Regions from separate parts of the Mus musculus genome. Here region 1 is linked to region 2. A link is a loop called in an ENCODE intact Hi-C map of the cell type or tissue named here. Cell type or tissue: heart. All regions are shown on one strand.

Region 1 (8,000 bases), 89 kb after region 2:
TCTGAATACCCAAGATATAATTCGTAGACCACATGAAGTTCAAGAAGAAGGAAGACCAAAGTGTGGGTGCTTCAGTGCTTCTTAGAAGGGGGAACAAAATAATCACAGGAGGAAATATGGAGACAAAGTATGGAGCAGAGACTGAAGGAAAGGCCATCTAGAGATGGCCTCATTACTCAGTTTGGCGCAAGCTGAAGCCATTTGCATGATGTGCTGTTCATTTGGAAGGATCTTACAGCCTTACGTCTCAGTTCATTTCCGTGGCAGACCCTGCTTCCTATGAGATTTCCAACTACATCAGTCACCCCTATCAGAGATCCAGGTTGTAGTACAAACCCATGGGGCCTGGGATTTAAAAAATAAAGTACACCCGGGTTTGAGGATCTGTTTCCCATTGTGACAATTAGCCATTGGTATAGTGATTTATTTTTCTCAACCGTCCATCGAACAAACCATTACTAGGTACCTGTTATTAGCCAGGACATTTCATGGGCCCTTGGGACTCAGTGCTTGGAGTTTACAACCTAGTTGGGATGATGGCTAGATGATAAAGGAGTGAGTAAACACATGTGTGCCAAAAGGTGCTAGTGCGAGCAGTGTGTAGGATGCGGTGTGAACACAGGCAACCTTCCATAGGTTTGCACTAAAGGAAGGCAGAAATGTGCTATTGCAGTTTAGGGTGAGTGGGGATTACAGGGATTGAGCGAGGGTTGTTTCTAAAGAGCCTCTAGTGCTCTTTCTACAGAAAATGAGGGTGCAGGTCAAAGAGGGAGTAATTGAAGCAGCACTGTTGCTGAGATGGAGAGAGTGAAGACATTACAGCTCAGTTGGAAGGCTCAGACAGAGGAGGGATGGGAGAGAACCAGGACAGAAGTTCAGAAAGTCTGTAGATTTGATGGTTAAGATACTGGCTGGTTGGTTCTGTTTCCTTAGTGACAAAAGACAGGTCTTCTCCTGAGACATGGGGACAATGGGCAGATGCTTGCTTGAAGAAAGTGGAAAAGGTTCAAGCCAGACCTTTTAGAGAGATGAAGAGTGAGGAAGGTGCAGATAGATGGGTGGACTGCCTTCAGCTGACGGGCCCTTTTGAGACTGTTGCCCACGGCCTGTGGGTGTAGCTCAGTGGGTCAGAGCTTGCTTCGCATGTGCAGAGTCCAGGATGTGCTGTGCTCCTATACTTGCAAGCCTAGCCCTCACTTGGCAGGTAGATGCAAGAGGTTCAGAAGTTCAAGGCCAGCCTGCCTCAAAAGTAAGAAAAATTATTAAAATGGAAAAAGAAAAGTGATCTTAACTAGAAGGGACTTTTTTTTTTGGTTTTGCTTTTCTTGTAGAAAATGCCTCTTTTATTATTTTTTTCTACTCATTTTAAAAATGATTATAGCATTGCCCTTATCCCTCTGCTTATTTATGTTTAATTTTTAAAGTATAGAACACCTCCATTCGTTGCCTTTTGAAGGCACTGCCCCCTTTCTCCGTCACTCTGACTGTCTAGAGATTGGTGGAGAGTAATGTTTAAGATTCATTTCGGAGATTCCATTTGTTTACTGAGCTTTTTTTTTCCTGGCCTGTCTAACGGATGAAGAATATTTCTTGGCAACACTAACAAACTAAAAAAAAAAAAAAAAGAGAGAGAGAGATTTATTTTCAAACAACTGCTTTCCTTCCAGATAATAGCAAATTACATAAAACATTTCTAGGTCAACCAAGGCAACTGAGAAATTTTGATTTTGACCATGGCTGAGACAATTTGCTGTGGAGATGGCCGCAGGCACACAGAGGCTCCCTAAGCCAGTTGGGGGCTGTAATTGATTTCATATGTGCTCTGAGTAATTCCGCAGATAAATGTCCCAGAGGTAGGGTTGCTGGGGAGTGCCTTGGCTGTTTCTAATAAAACCTTTTCTTAAAATCCCAAGGCTTTCTCCCCTATAGATGCACATAATTAAAGGATTTGAATGAGATGTATTCATGTTTGTTAATGACTTTCTACCTCTCTCTAATTACGACAGGAACACATAGCCTTAACTAAAAGTACAGACGTAACCAAGAGCCCAGCAACTACTGGATATTCACATACATACATCTCTCTAGCTGAGATCAGATAGGCTTGTAAAGTCACTTTTATGTGTTACCATGAGCTTTTTATTCATGTTTACAGTTTTCAAAGTATACATCCAATAGTCTTTTAACATTATATAGTAACCCACCCCCCAGTTTTCCATGCTATCTCTAGATTCCTAGAGGTAAGGCTGTTGGGGCCACCACGGGGCTTGGGCAGTCAGGAATTGGGAGGCAGGTCATAGAGCTGGTTGACACCATACTCCGCTGTACCTTTTAAACAGCAGCTCCACGCAAAACTCATTTTAAGCTAAGCTTTTGCATCAAATGATTTTCTCTAAGAGAAATATCACTATGTGCAGCTCAGGCTGGCGTTGATCTTGCTGTGTAGTCCAAGTTGGCCTTGAAGTTCTGATCCTCCCTAAATAAAACTTTTGGAGAAGTGTTCTCATGCATAGATACTTTTGCAGTCACCATTAATGGCTGTTTAACCATGTTGTATTTCTTGCCTGTTTTTCATTTCTATAGCTGAAATAAAGTTATGGGCAGCTTTGCACACACAGAGCTGGATCCTGATCTATAATGCTTTGACTTAGGGGTTTTCAATTTAATTTTAGTGACATGAAAGCTGTATGCATTCGTTGGGAGCTGTCCTTTCTCGTTCAGTTTTGCTTGTATTGTGGACTAGTGTTATCTGGTGCAGTGTGTGCTCCTGTTGCTGGACAGTCATAGTGAGTCTTAGCTCCTAGTTGAATACCATGTTCATGAGGGTAACTGTCGATACTGTGTTGTCTGTGTGTGTGTGTGTGTGTGTGTGTGCAAGTCTGTTCATGCACATGTGTGTGTGCAGGCCAGAAACTAACATCAGTGTCTTTCTCTATTGCCCTTCACCTTTTATTTTAAGACAGGGTCTCTCATTGAACCTGGAGATCATCATTTTGGCTTGACTACTTGGCCTACCAATCTCCAGGATCCATTTGTCTCTGTTCCATGCCCCAACCCAGGGCTGTGTTATAGACATGTGCTGATATTCACGTCTAGTTTTTACTTGAGGGTAGAGGATCTGAATTCATGACCTCATGCTGTCACGGGAAATACTTTCCTCCCTGAATGTCCTCTCCAGTCTCATTTTACTTATTTATATATTTTGGATATCATATTTTGTGGTTGTATTTTCACATTTGAAAAATATTCATCCACATAATGTGCCTATTTGTGTGATAAATGCATTTTTGACTTCCAGTATTTTCAAGTTATAATGAGCTTATCAGAACAGAACTATATTGTAACAAGGAACATTTGTGTGTGAGTCCCTCTGTGTGTAATTCATGTATATACTGGAGGATTTACAAAGCTACGGAATTCCTGGGCCAAGAAACTGATACTATTAAATTATGCTGCAGAAATAGGAAAGGGTGGTTAGTTCTGCAGTGCAAATCCCTCACAGCAGTGTGGAAACTGACATGCCTGCAGAGCACAGATGGTGTTCCTCGGTTGTCTTCTGTACAACGGTTGAGAAGTATCACACTGCAGCTGTCTTAATAGCCCCTATCTGTCATGAGAGGCTAAATTCTAGCCATGTGCTTACCAGAGCTTCTTTCTTACACAGATTGTCTATTTCCTTAAGTATTGTTCCTCATGCCTGCTTCCCTGCATCCACTGCCTGCTTCTGTGGGGGTTACCTCTCCTGGAGAGCTTGCCAGGTAGACCCCCAGATACACCGATGTGCTTTGTATATGGAGAGAAATGGCCTTGGGCTTCATTGATGAATATTATTATAGCTTATAGTTAAGGTCTTGACCTAATACCATGTAACATGTTTCATGATGTCTAATTTATCAGTTCCTTGTTTTATGACTCCTTCTTTGGTCTTTAAACTTGGAGAAAAAAAAAAAACTTCCTATGTTCTTAAACATCAAACTATCTGGTCAACAATTTTCCTGAGAAAACATTTGGCATTAATTCACTATAATTAATTAAAAATTGTTGTTTTAAATATTAATAAAGCAAATATTTAATTATTGTATTAAATATTTTATTTTAATTAATTTAAAATTGGATATTTTATTTTGATCTTACAATAGTTATGTGTACATGAGCTGCTTTTCAATCACTGAGTTTATAGCTCCATTTGGGTTCTTACTGAATAAGGAAACAAAGATATTTATATTGAGATCCCACTGTCTCTATAAATTGTGGTTTTATGTTGCAATCATGCAGGTATATAAATTGTATGTTGCCTATTTTATTTGAAGGATTTCTCAGTAGGAGAAACATTACCAGAAAATAACTCATGGTTTGTTTTTGCTTCACCAGTGTGCACGTCATTTCCCCTTTCTCCTTCCCTTCTTGTTTCACTCCCAGACTAGAACTTTCAGGGTCATGTTGCATAGAAACACTGATTATGGTTCTTACCATGTTTCTGTCTTTACAGAAAATACATTGATTTCTTGCCTTTCAGGGTGATTTCCTAAGCTTTCAGTAGGTCCAAGCTTGTTAAGGAAGTTCACCCTTATTTTTCTCTACTAAGAATCCTTTAAGATCATGAATCCTTTTTGAATAATAGAAAATCCCAATTCTTCCATCTTTGAGATGTTTCTTTCTTTCCTTTTTTAATTTGTTAAACATGAATTGTGTTTTCTGATGTGAGCTCATAGAAACATGGATTCAATAAATTAGTTATTTGACGTATTGACAGATTTAATTGCTGTAATATTTTATTCAAGTACTTTTGCTTTAAACTAAGACTGATTTCTTCTCCTTCTTGGAGTGGTTTGTGCGCCTTTAAAAAGTCAAGGCTAAGTAAGCAGCCCCAACGAGTTGGTGCACATTCCTTATTCCCCTGTTCTTTGAAAAGTAAGGTTTGATATGTTTAGTCTGCAAGACCAGCTGGCTCTAGGGCTGCATATGTTTGCATATGTGTATCACAATAGCTAAGTATTCACAAGTTGTCTGCAGAAGTAGACAAATATTTCTTCCTATCTCCCCAAGCTCATGAAACTCCTCCAGCCAATAGCTGGGGCCGCAGCTTTCCTTGAGTTTCGGCTTCTGTGGTTTGTTTTAGCCAAACGAATACAGCTGTAATTGTGTTGTGCTCACTGTGGACCCTAAAAGACAGAAGAACTTCTGTTCTCTTGTGATCAGCTGTCGTGTAAAAAAAAAGCAAAAACAAAAACAAACAAACCTCATAGTAGATTATCAAATGTGTAAATGTGGTGGAAAGACAAAATAGAGAGAAAAAGGGACAGGGGAGGCTCAACCAGTCCCCAGACCATCCAGTTTCCTCACATGAAATGCCAGGTACGTAGTCAAAGCCACCTTGGAGCCCCCAGCTCCAGCCTGGCTGCTTCGTCAGCAGCACTTGAAGTAGAAATAGTTCATTATGAATTATCTGAATTTCAGAACCATAAGAAGCAATAAATGATTTCATACTGAATTTCCATATGTCCTAGGTCTGTTCTGGTCTTTGGTATTATTTATCTTTTCTGCCTACATCACCAACATTCTTAATATTATTTCATTGAGTCTTCAAACCTGGTTCATAAAATTTTCTTGCTCATTTTTACCATCAAAAAGGACAAAATCTATTTTCTCTCTTCACGATTCACACACACACACACACACACACACACACACACACACACACACCCACCCCTATATGTGTGTGTGTATCATGATACATATATATATATGTGTGTGTGTGTGTATCATGATACATATATATATATGTGTGTGTATCATGATATATATATGTGTGTGTGTATCATGATATATATATGTGTGTGTGTATACATATACATATACACATACATATACATATACATTTACATATACATATATATGCATATGCATATATATATGCTAGTCAGTTTTCTAAACTCCCCAGAAGGCAGATTAGAATTATATTGAACCTATGGATTCTTTTGTGAAGAATATTTGCAAGATTATCTTCATAACATAAACCATAATTGACCTTAATTTTGTTGTTGTCTTTTTGAGACAGTCTGACATGGCTGCTGAATCTGTCCTGGAAATTGCCATGTGACCCAACTTGCCTTGAACACTAAGCAATCCTTCTGCCTTATCCTCTCAAAGAGTGGGATTGCAGGGATAAGCCATCACATCTGGCTATAATTGGTCCGATCATATTTTTTAAAATATTATTTATTATCAAACTTATTTCACTTATTTTACTCATTCATTGTTCATTCAGAGAGCATTTCTTGTTAAGCTGAGATTTGAAACCCATTGTAAGCAAGTAGATGGGACATTTAAAAATTTGTATTTTTCTTTACTTGTTTATTTAATTTTCTGTGTAAGCACATGTGTGCATTCCACAGCCTTCACATGGAGATCAGAGGACAAGTTCCAGGGGTCTGTTTTCCTCCCCCACTCTGTGGGACCAGAGGACAAAACCCAGGTTGTCAGACTGGGAGGTAAAAGCCATCTCACCAGCCAGCCCAAGTGTACAGGGCCTTACAGAATGTTTTGTATATGAACCCTATTGCTTGCTATTATTTTCTTTCAGCTCTATGCCATACTTTTCCTTTCTTTCTGAGATGCTTGGAACTTTACCAAATGAATTAGTGTCAGGGTTCTATCTTTTCTTTTTTCTGTTTTTTTTACTGTTGTTGTTTTGTTTTGTTTTTTGTTTTGTTTTTTGAGACAGGGTTTCTCCGTGCAGCCCTGGCTATCCTAAACTCACTCTGTAGACCAGGCTGGCCTCGAACTCAGAAATCCGCCTGCCTCTGCCTTCCAAGTGCTAGGATTAAAGGCATGCGCCACCACTGCCTGGCTAAATTCTTTTCATTGGAAAAAAATATATACCATCTGTTCCTTCTCTCTCTCTCTCTCTCTCTCTCTCTCTCTCTCTCTCTCTCTCTCTCGTATGTGTGTGTATTTATTTAGTGTGTCTGTATGTGTGCACGCCACACCAGAGTGTGTGTGTCAGAGGAGAACTTGCAAGCAGCAGCTCTCTGCATTTGTCCTATGGGTTGCCGGGCTTGAGCTCAGGTTCTCAGGCTTTGAGGTAAGACACCTTGTACCTATAGAATCATCTTGCAGGCCCGTGGCAGGGTTCTTATGATGTCATCTTGCTTGCTCCCTGGAAGGCCTGTTCTCCAGTTGACCTTCCTTGGGAGGAGCCTTTGGACAAAGCAGCTATGCGCAGCTGGAGCTCTCTTGATGACCTTCCTCAGCATTGGGCAGCAGGTCTTTCTTGTGTTGCTCCATCCATCACAGTTGGGTTCTGAGACGCTTGGGAAATTCGCTCTCCTGGCCTCGCTCCATAGGGTGGAAGAGGGAGTTGGTTCTCTATAGTGTCTGCTGCTTTGCATTGTTCCAAAAACTCTGGGTTTTTCTGGGCCACAGCCTTTCCTCTTTTTCCTAATGGGTGTTTATTTAACTTGCTTTAAAGTCACTGGAGTAGTTTGGCTTCCAGCTTTGATGTAAAGAGTGACTAGTAGCCCCTCAGCATGTCGCTGTTCACACGTGAGGGACAGAGCAAGGGGCCCCATTTGCAGCCTGGGAGAAAGGCTCAAGGAAGTGGCTTTTTGTGTTCTAGTGAAACTTTCTGCACCACTGCCCACCTTCTCCACTTCTATAAAGTTTGGAGATTTGTAGATCTGCCTGCAGTGCCAATTGTAAACTTACCTCAGGTAATCAAACCTGAAATCAGCACACTGTTGGCTGCCATTTCTGTGTGTGCAGAAGATAACTCTCAGCTGATTTTACTGGGTAATTCTCACAACTACATTTATGCATTCCGGTATCCCCCCCCCCCCCCCGCACGCACGTGTGCGTGTGCGTGTGCGTGTGCGCGTGTGTGTGTTGAGCAAGAGAATGCTGTGGGTTGTGCTTAGAGGTCAGAGGACATCTTTGGGGGGGGGTCAGTTATTTCCTTCTACCACAGGGTCCCAAGAATTAAACTCAGGTTATCAGGTTTG
Region 2 (8,000 bases):
TGTGTGTTCACAGGCTAAACTTTATTTTTCCAAAATTTATATATTGCAGCCCTAAGCCTAGTCCTTCCAAATGGGGCAGTGTTGCTTCAAATGGTTATTACAGGGGGCGGGGGGGGGGGGGTTCAACTAATTTGTATCATTTAGAATGCAATCTGAGTGGAATTAGACTAGAAATAGTAGTTAGTAATTACAAACTCAAATACAGGTATGAAAATGTAATAATGAAGCCCCTTATTTTATACAATTTATATACTAATAAGAATTACAAACTAAATGTGAAAGCCAGAAAACTGATTTATCTTACAGAGGCTCTTATACCTATGGTTGGAAGGCAGGAAAACAAAACAAAACAAAAACAACAACCAAACCAAACCAAACCAAACAGAAAACAAAACTCAAAAGATTAAGGTGAAGAAAGAGGGAGGAAATGATCTAAATCAAAATAAGTCTGCAAAGACAATGTTGAAAAAAAATGCGTTTCTGATAGTGTGGGATGAAGGTTTCAATCCTGAGTCCCAAGTTTCAAGATTCTAGGTTTCATGGTCCTTTGACTTTGTAGAAATGACCTATCTACTTACTAAGAGGCCAACAGCCCCTCATTGCCTGAAGACCCTAAATGGTGTTTTCTCCCCAAATCACCTTGTCTACTCACCAAGATCTGCCCTTTCTAACTTGCTGATCACAAAGCTAATGGTTATGATTGTTCTTGGTGGTGTGCTGGGGTTGGATGACAAGGAAAGAACATGGCCTCTGTTAGCATTTTGTCTAGGCTCCGCCCCACATTACCTGCCAACAGTCAGGTGTGCCTGACTCATTGTAAAAGGGGCAGCTTGGCTCTTCTTCTGTCTTTCTGGCCTTCTTGCTCTGTTCTCTCGCCCCTTTTCCCTTTCTTCCCATTCCCTTCCCCTCTCTCTTCATGTTCTCACGGCCAGCTTCTACTTCTCTATTCTCTCTCTGCCTTTCTCTGTCTCTACTACCCTCTCAACTTCCCTCCCCATGCTCTGAATAAACCCTATTCTATACTGTACTGTCGTGTGGATGGTCCATCAGGGGGAAGGGATGGCTCAGCTTGGGCCTGCAGAGGCAACCCCTTCCCCTACATCTGACTGCTCATCCATCAAACATCTCTCTCTCTCTCTCTTTAATAAAACACAACAGCCTCAAAGAATCTTTGTTTCTTAACTAAAAGATGAAATAAAAGGAGGAGGACATGATGACGACTACTAAAGTATGGAGACAGTTTCTACTGTAGATATGAGGGAGAAAGCAGGCAGGGGGAGAGTCAAGGCGGGACACAGTCAGCTGACCAAGAGATGCTGCCTGGGCCAGGAGGCCAAGAGAATTGTAGCCAAAATGGCTGAGTTACATTATATAGTGTTCAGGCTTGGGGTGGGAAGTGGAAGCCCAGCCCTTAGGAGAAAGGCTTTCAGGTAGCAGCATGCACTTTTATATGTTAAATATGTACTTTACTTAGTAAATTGTCCTGGGTTTCTTTGAGTCCTAACAGTTCCCACATTCCAGCAGAAATCTGCCAGTGGGTGGGTTGTGAAGTTAAAGGGTGAAGGAGGGCTTGAAGGACCCTCTCTTAGGAATAGGATAGTTATAAATAAAATAAAGTGTTTCACATACAAGTGTTTCATCTTTTCTCATAACCTGATGTTTCCCTAACTGAATAAATATGCAACTGCATCTTTTTTGTTACTTGTTTTATTTTTTGAGACAAGGGCTTGTGGTGTAACCTCAAGTTGGCCTTGAATTTCTGATCTTCCTGCTTCAGCCTCTCCAATTCTGGAATGATAGACATGTGCCATGATGCCAGACCACCATCTAGAATAAATTTAAGATGTTGTATCTCAGAAAGTGGCTCACGCTACCCCATCTGACACTGAGTCTGTGTTAAGGTTGTTTTCCATGCCTCTGGAGCAAGCCCACTTGCCCAATAGTTGAGCTGTAATGCTTACTTACTCAGTGTTTCCATGTTTGGGTGACAGCTTTGTTCTTTCTGTCTAGAATCTCTCCACATGTTTACTCCAGTGGAACAAAAACAAAGTGTTAATTCTTGTTGCTTTTGCTAAAGCCAGCCCTGAAAGCACAACAGCTTCAAGAAGTCTTACTTATTCAAAACATGCAAGCGTTTGTTTGGTTTTCTTTTGCTTGTTTTCTTGAGACAGGGTCTCATACTGCTTTGTAGGTCAGACTAGCTTTAAACTCAAAGCGATCCCCTTGCCTTAACCTCTGAGTGGCAGGGATTTTTTTTTTTTAATATAAAACCATTGTGTTGGCTTGAGAACTGTTGAATGCCTTTCAGTGCTGTCCTGTATAGTCTTACTATAGGGAACACATACACATATAAGTAAAAGTTAATTTTATTAAGGTAAAATATTATTGCTCTTCTCCTCTCAATTTTAGAAAATGAAATATCGTATACGACAATCAAGTGTGGCTGGTTTTTGAAAAAATATCAGTACATACAAGGAGTCATCAAAATTTTTATTTGAGATAGGGTCTCACTGTGCAAGTTAGTTCTTGAACTCATCATTCTCCTCCCTCAGCCTTTCCAGTGCTGAGAATATAGGTGACATCATATAGTGACATCATGCTTGGCTTGAACTTTTGAGGATACCAAGATAGGAAAAGAAGTATAAACAATCAGTTACATAGTGGACATCAGCAGAATTAAGTCTTAGCAATAGATGAATTGGGTATAACTAGTATCCAGTGGGTTATGGCACTAATTTATAGCCAGTGCAAAATATGAGCATTTTCTTCATTTTATCATAGCCAGGTTTCTCTTCTGATATAACTGAGGTTCTAGTGATCTCTCATGTAAGAGTCACGGTGAAATTCAGGGAAACTGAGGACCAGTCTAAGAATTCTCCAGACTGGGGCAGTGAGTTTGAGAAAAGAAGAAAAGATGTTGTCTTAGTCAGGGTTTCTATTCCTGGACAAAACATCATGACCAAGAAGCAAGTTGGGGAGGAAAGGGTTACACTTCCACACTGCTGTTCATCACTGAAAGAAGTCAGGACTAGAACTCAAGCAGGTCAGGGAGCAGGAGCTGATGCAGAGGCCATGAAGGGATGTTCTTTACTGGCTTGCCTCCCCTGGCTTGCTCAGCCTGCTCTCTTATAGAACCCAAGACTACCAGCCCAGAGATGGTCCCACCCATAAGGTGACCTCCCTCCTTGATCACTAATTGAGAAAATGCCTTACAGCTGGATCTCATGGAGGCATTTCCCCAACTGAAGCTCCTTTCTCTGTGATAACTCCAGCCTGTGTCAAGTTGACACAAAACTAGCCAGTACAGATGTATACACAGATTCTTGGTGAAACAAGAAGAGAACAAAGACGTAAGAGCAGAAATGCATGACAGAGACTCCCTCCATCTTGGGTCCAGCTAGGGAAACTCTTTAAGCCTGGCAGGATGTTGTTAAGTGGTCCTTTGGCTTTGCTGAGTACCTGCATTTCTGTAGTACTGGAGAGCACTTCTCAGTGGTCAGAGCAAAGAAGACAAAGTCCGGACCCCAGCATAAAATTCAGGAGGAAAGAAGCACCATGAAATGCCTAGAACACCAAAGAGCATGGAAGACTGTGGCCAGTGGGTGGTCAACTCTGATGACGGGAGCTCTCCTTTGAGAAAATTTACAAAATGATTGGCTCAGGAAAATTTTGCAAGTTAATATTTCCTGAACTCTTGGAAAATCCTCCCCTCCTCTCTCTTTTTAAAAAGCAGCTATGTTCCAGAGGTGTTAGGTGCTCATTTCCTGACTGGAGATGGAGCTCAGCTGTAGATTGCTTGCTTAGCATAAACAAGGCTCTGAGTTTAGTTCCCAATGTTGCATAAAAAGACCCAGCACTCTTGAGGGGGAGTCAGGGAGATCTCAGATTCAAGGTCACCTTTACCCAATGCTGAGTTTCAGACCAGCTGGGTTACAGAATGTGAAGAAACGTGAATTTCCTTCTCCTTACTCTCTTATGTCCCCTTATCTTCTCCCCTTAGAAATGTGTATTTGTTTTTTGGAGTGTCTTACTAGTCATTCATATGCCTTCATATTACTTCTCATTTGAATCTGATCATCTACCCTATGGGAAGTTTATTATAAATTAAATATAAAGTTTTATATAAGTCAATTGACACAAAAATAAATGTTCCTATAATTTAAAAGAGTAAATAGGTGCTGGGGAGATGGGCTTATCATTAAGAGCACTTGCTGTTCTTATAGAAGGTCATCTACAATCAACTGAATCAACTAGAAGTAACTACAGTACCGGGGGGCTCTGACACCTATTTCTATCTATCCTCCTTGGGCATCTGATAACACATATCAGAGAGAGAGAGAGAGACAGACAGAGACAGAGACAGACAGAGAGAGACAGAGAGAAACAGAGAGATCAATTATTTTGGTGGGGTTCATGCTAATTTTTATATTCACACTAGGGGGCACTGTGTAGTTATTAAGGCCCTTAGTGTGTTTGCTGTTTTATACTAATGTTGAATTCGAAACTCCTTTATGTCAGTATTTTACTTTCTGTGATAACAGTAGGATATGAAAATGTGTGTTTTTTTCTTCTATAACAGAAAACCAAACCAAACCTAACCAGAATTAAAACAGTGCCTGCTGTTAGGAGAAATGTACATTTGCAAGAGTATGGATTTCTCTTGGCTGTTTTTTTTTCTTTTTTGGTTATAAATTCACATTAGTTGATACAGCCAATATACAAACCACAGTTGTAGCAACCGGAGGAAGAAACAGGATATGACCCCTTCTGTAAGATGCTCATAATATCCCCAAGGAGGCTGGTTAAAATTCCATCTCTCTGCAGCTTAGTCAGAACCCGCTCTTCCGCTCCTGTTTTGGAATGGTTAGAGCCGAGGCTGAAAAGTTACAGAACAACAGCTTCGTGGCTAGATGTCACGTGTTTCTTCATAGAACAAGTTCTCCGGGATCGCCTTGTGACCTGCCCCAGTGCTGCTCAGCCCTTGACCGCAGTCTTGCTGGGGCCCAATCTCTGTTGGGCTGAGGAGGATTCGGGTTCCAAGTCTCCTGCTGTCCAGCTTTGTCATCAAATCAGCCACAAGGCTTTGTCCAGGATCACGGCATACCATAGAAAATGTAAACTATGAATTAGGGAGATTTGAGTTCTCCTATAGACAAATTTAACCTAGCATTGAAACTGCTTTCAAGATTATTTAAGCTATACCTCAAAATATTCTTAAACTTAATTTTATTTGTATACACACTTCATTCAATTATGTTACTTAATATTTTAGAAATGATGTGTCCTCGTTAATTTTCATGTATAATATTTATTAAAAACACATATTGTCTATAGGCTTGCTGCTTATATGGTTGTTATTTGTGACCTTGACCCAAGGTCCGTTCGCTCTGCACTGAAGACCAGATTTACCAGGGGCTTGCACCTGACTGCAGAGTTTGCAAATCCTGGGGCTGTCTTGGGCAAAGCATTTGATTCTCCCAGCTCCGTCCTGATGAGAGTAATAATACCTTCAACATGGTCACTTCACACAGATTAAATGCACGAAAGTGACAAAGTTGGCAAAGTATCTAAAGGACTGTTCTGTGCTCCCATTGCGTCTAATTTCATACCATCAACACACGAGAGCTGCAATAAAAGTTGTGTAGTTAAATGTTCTAAGATCACCCTGAGGCGGAAACACATTTCTTGCATAATGGTGTCAACAGAAAAGTGTATTTACTATTCAGAATGCAAAATAAATTCAAATGATTTTCAATAAATGTTGCATGCTAGAATGTTTTTTTTTTAACTTAAACAATAAGTAGTGTTGGGATTTGAACTTAGGACCACGTGTGTGCTCAGCATGTACTCTACCACTGACCTGGATACCAGGTTCCCAGAAGAGCATTTTGATTCATTTTGTGAATGGTTTGAACAAAAGGAATAAACCAAATAACAGAAGTATGACCTATATTTTCTCAGTGCTTCAAATGCATGTTGCTTAACAAACCACTTTGTGAAGTCCAGTCATTTTCGAGGACTATAGGGAGGTTCCTCAGAAGAGTAAAGAAATAATTGCTGTAACCCAGCAACCCTACTTCTGCGCCTATTTCCAAAGGATTTGAAATCAGTTTGTTGAAGAGATGCCTGATCACCCAAATTAACTATAACACCACACACAACAGCCCAGCCATGGATCCAACCCAAGCGTCATTATGGTTTATATAACAGGATACTCTTTTGCCATCAAAAAGTAGAGAAGTCTTTATTCATCCATAAAGAGAGAAATTATGTCATTTGTTAGAAAATGGATGAATCTGGAGATCAACATATTAAGCAAAGTTGAAGCCAAACTCAGAGAGACAAATATTGCTTGTTTTCTCTTACTTTTTTGGAACATACACACACACACACACACACACACACACACACACACACACACACACACACATTTACTTGTTTTTATTGTGTGAGGGGGTGTTCATATGTCATAGTATTCACATGGGTGGTCAGAGGACAACTTGTGGGACTAAACTCTCTCCTTCCACTGTGTAGATCCTTGGGATAGAATTCAGGTCGCCAGGCTAGGCAGCGAGTGCCTCCGCCTGCTGAACCATCTCAGCAGACCTGGATCCTAGACGTTATGTAGTGTTTATAGTCTCACTGCACTCCCTGTTCAATCTCTTTGCTTCATGCTTTCACTTGAAGATGTAAGATCTCTGCTTCCTCCTCCTGCTGCCATGTTTCCCCACCGCGATGGGCTCTGTTTATCCCACCCTCACCCAGCCCCGATGTCTCTGGCCTGGGTTACTAACTCACTAACCTACGGGTTGACTTAACAGTTGTAACTTAACACTATCAGGGGTGGTTTCTTCTGAGTGTGGGCTGCTGTTCTCTTTCTAATAAATACAGAAGCTAATGTTTTTTCCATGCTAAGCAGACAAAGATCCCCTTTGAGACGTGTAGTCTGAACACCAAACACAGGACCCATTATCTCTGAAACAGTAAGGGCCACATTCAGTCTCTAGAAATGGCTGGGGATCCACTCACATTCAGAAGCATAGAATTTTCACGCATCCATAACGTGATGCCAAACTGAGTTTTGACTGGTGACGCGTGCACCTTATGCTGCGATGCGTACAGGGTTGCACACTGATGGCCGCGCACGGCGCAGAAGCCCACTTCAGACTGCCCGCCAGGAATTCAGTATTGTTTACAAACAAACAGAACCCAAGGACTTCACATTAAAACAGAAGGGGTTCCCAGACATACTGAACGTTGTGTGTGCTTGTGAAGAAATAAGATTATACTTCTTATATATTCTGGATATACTGTTGCATTCAGAATCAGAGATTAAAAACAGACAAAAGAAAACAAAACAAAATTGGGGATTGCCCTGAACTGGTTTATGCACAAGGAGGTGTGGAGCTGAAGATCTGAGCTTATGCATAAGTGGTAGATATGAAGTTAGGGTTCCCCAGACAGACAGACAAAGGAGTAAGCTGATCTCTTAGAAGGACAATATCCAAGCAAGGGTACAATTTTAGGCAAATTTGTAGCTTCTGCTGTATCCCACAGAGGAATGGTAGAGATCACCTCCTAGAGGGGAAGGTATCCAAGGTCCAGGCAAGAGGCTGGGCTTTGAAGATTTGGTCATGGGCAAGATCTCCCCAGGGTTTTCAAACCTTCAGATAGTTTAAGTCATGTGCAGGTGGTAGCGTGGCTCTCGCGACTGAGCATAGGCTTCTAAAGACACAGAAGGAGAAAAGGCTGAGGCTGGGTATGGTGGGTACCAAAAAGTAGCAGCAGGGATCCAGGTCCAGAACAAAAATGATTTGCTACAGGGATTACTGGTTAATTCTGATAAATCCTTGTTCAAACTTTCTCCCTCCCTCCCTCTCTCCCTCCCTCTCTCCCTCCTTCCCTCCCTCCCTCCCTCCCTCCCTCCCTCCCTCCCTCCCTCCCTCCCTCCCTCCCTCTTTTCCATCAGGCTAGGAATACACTAGAAGGTTCAAGTGATC

Evidence for each region. A loop is a pair of places that touch in the nucleus more often than their neighbours do. Peaks named below come from ENCODE experiments on the same cell type or tissue, not always from the same donor. Only the 100,000 strongest peaks of a DNase experiment are listed, where the experiment ranks them.
Region 1: a loop joins it to region 2, with 2.0 times the contacts of the local background. A loop is called at or near these places in 2 of 42 quality-filtered maps.

The regions. Positions count from the first base shown.
Region 1 is chr4:58,657,626-58,665,625 of GRCm38, reverse strand. No RefSeq gene overlaps it. Among named protein-coding and RNA genes, the nearest start is that of Lpar1, 110 kb to the right of the region's middle. In heart, no CTCF peak of the experiment used is centred here; a DNase peak (open chromatin) is centred at 3,645.
Region 2 is chr4:58,746,154-58,754,153 of GRCm38, reverse strand. No RefSeq gene overlaps it. Among named protein-coding and RNA genes, the nearest start is that of Olfr267, 36 kb to the left of the region's middle. In heart, a CTCF peak has its summit at 4,442 (motif pointing right); a DNase peak (open chromatin) is centred at 4,903.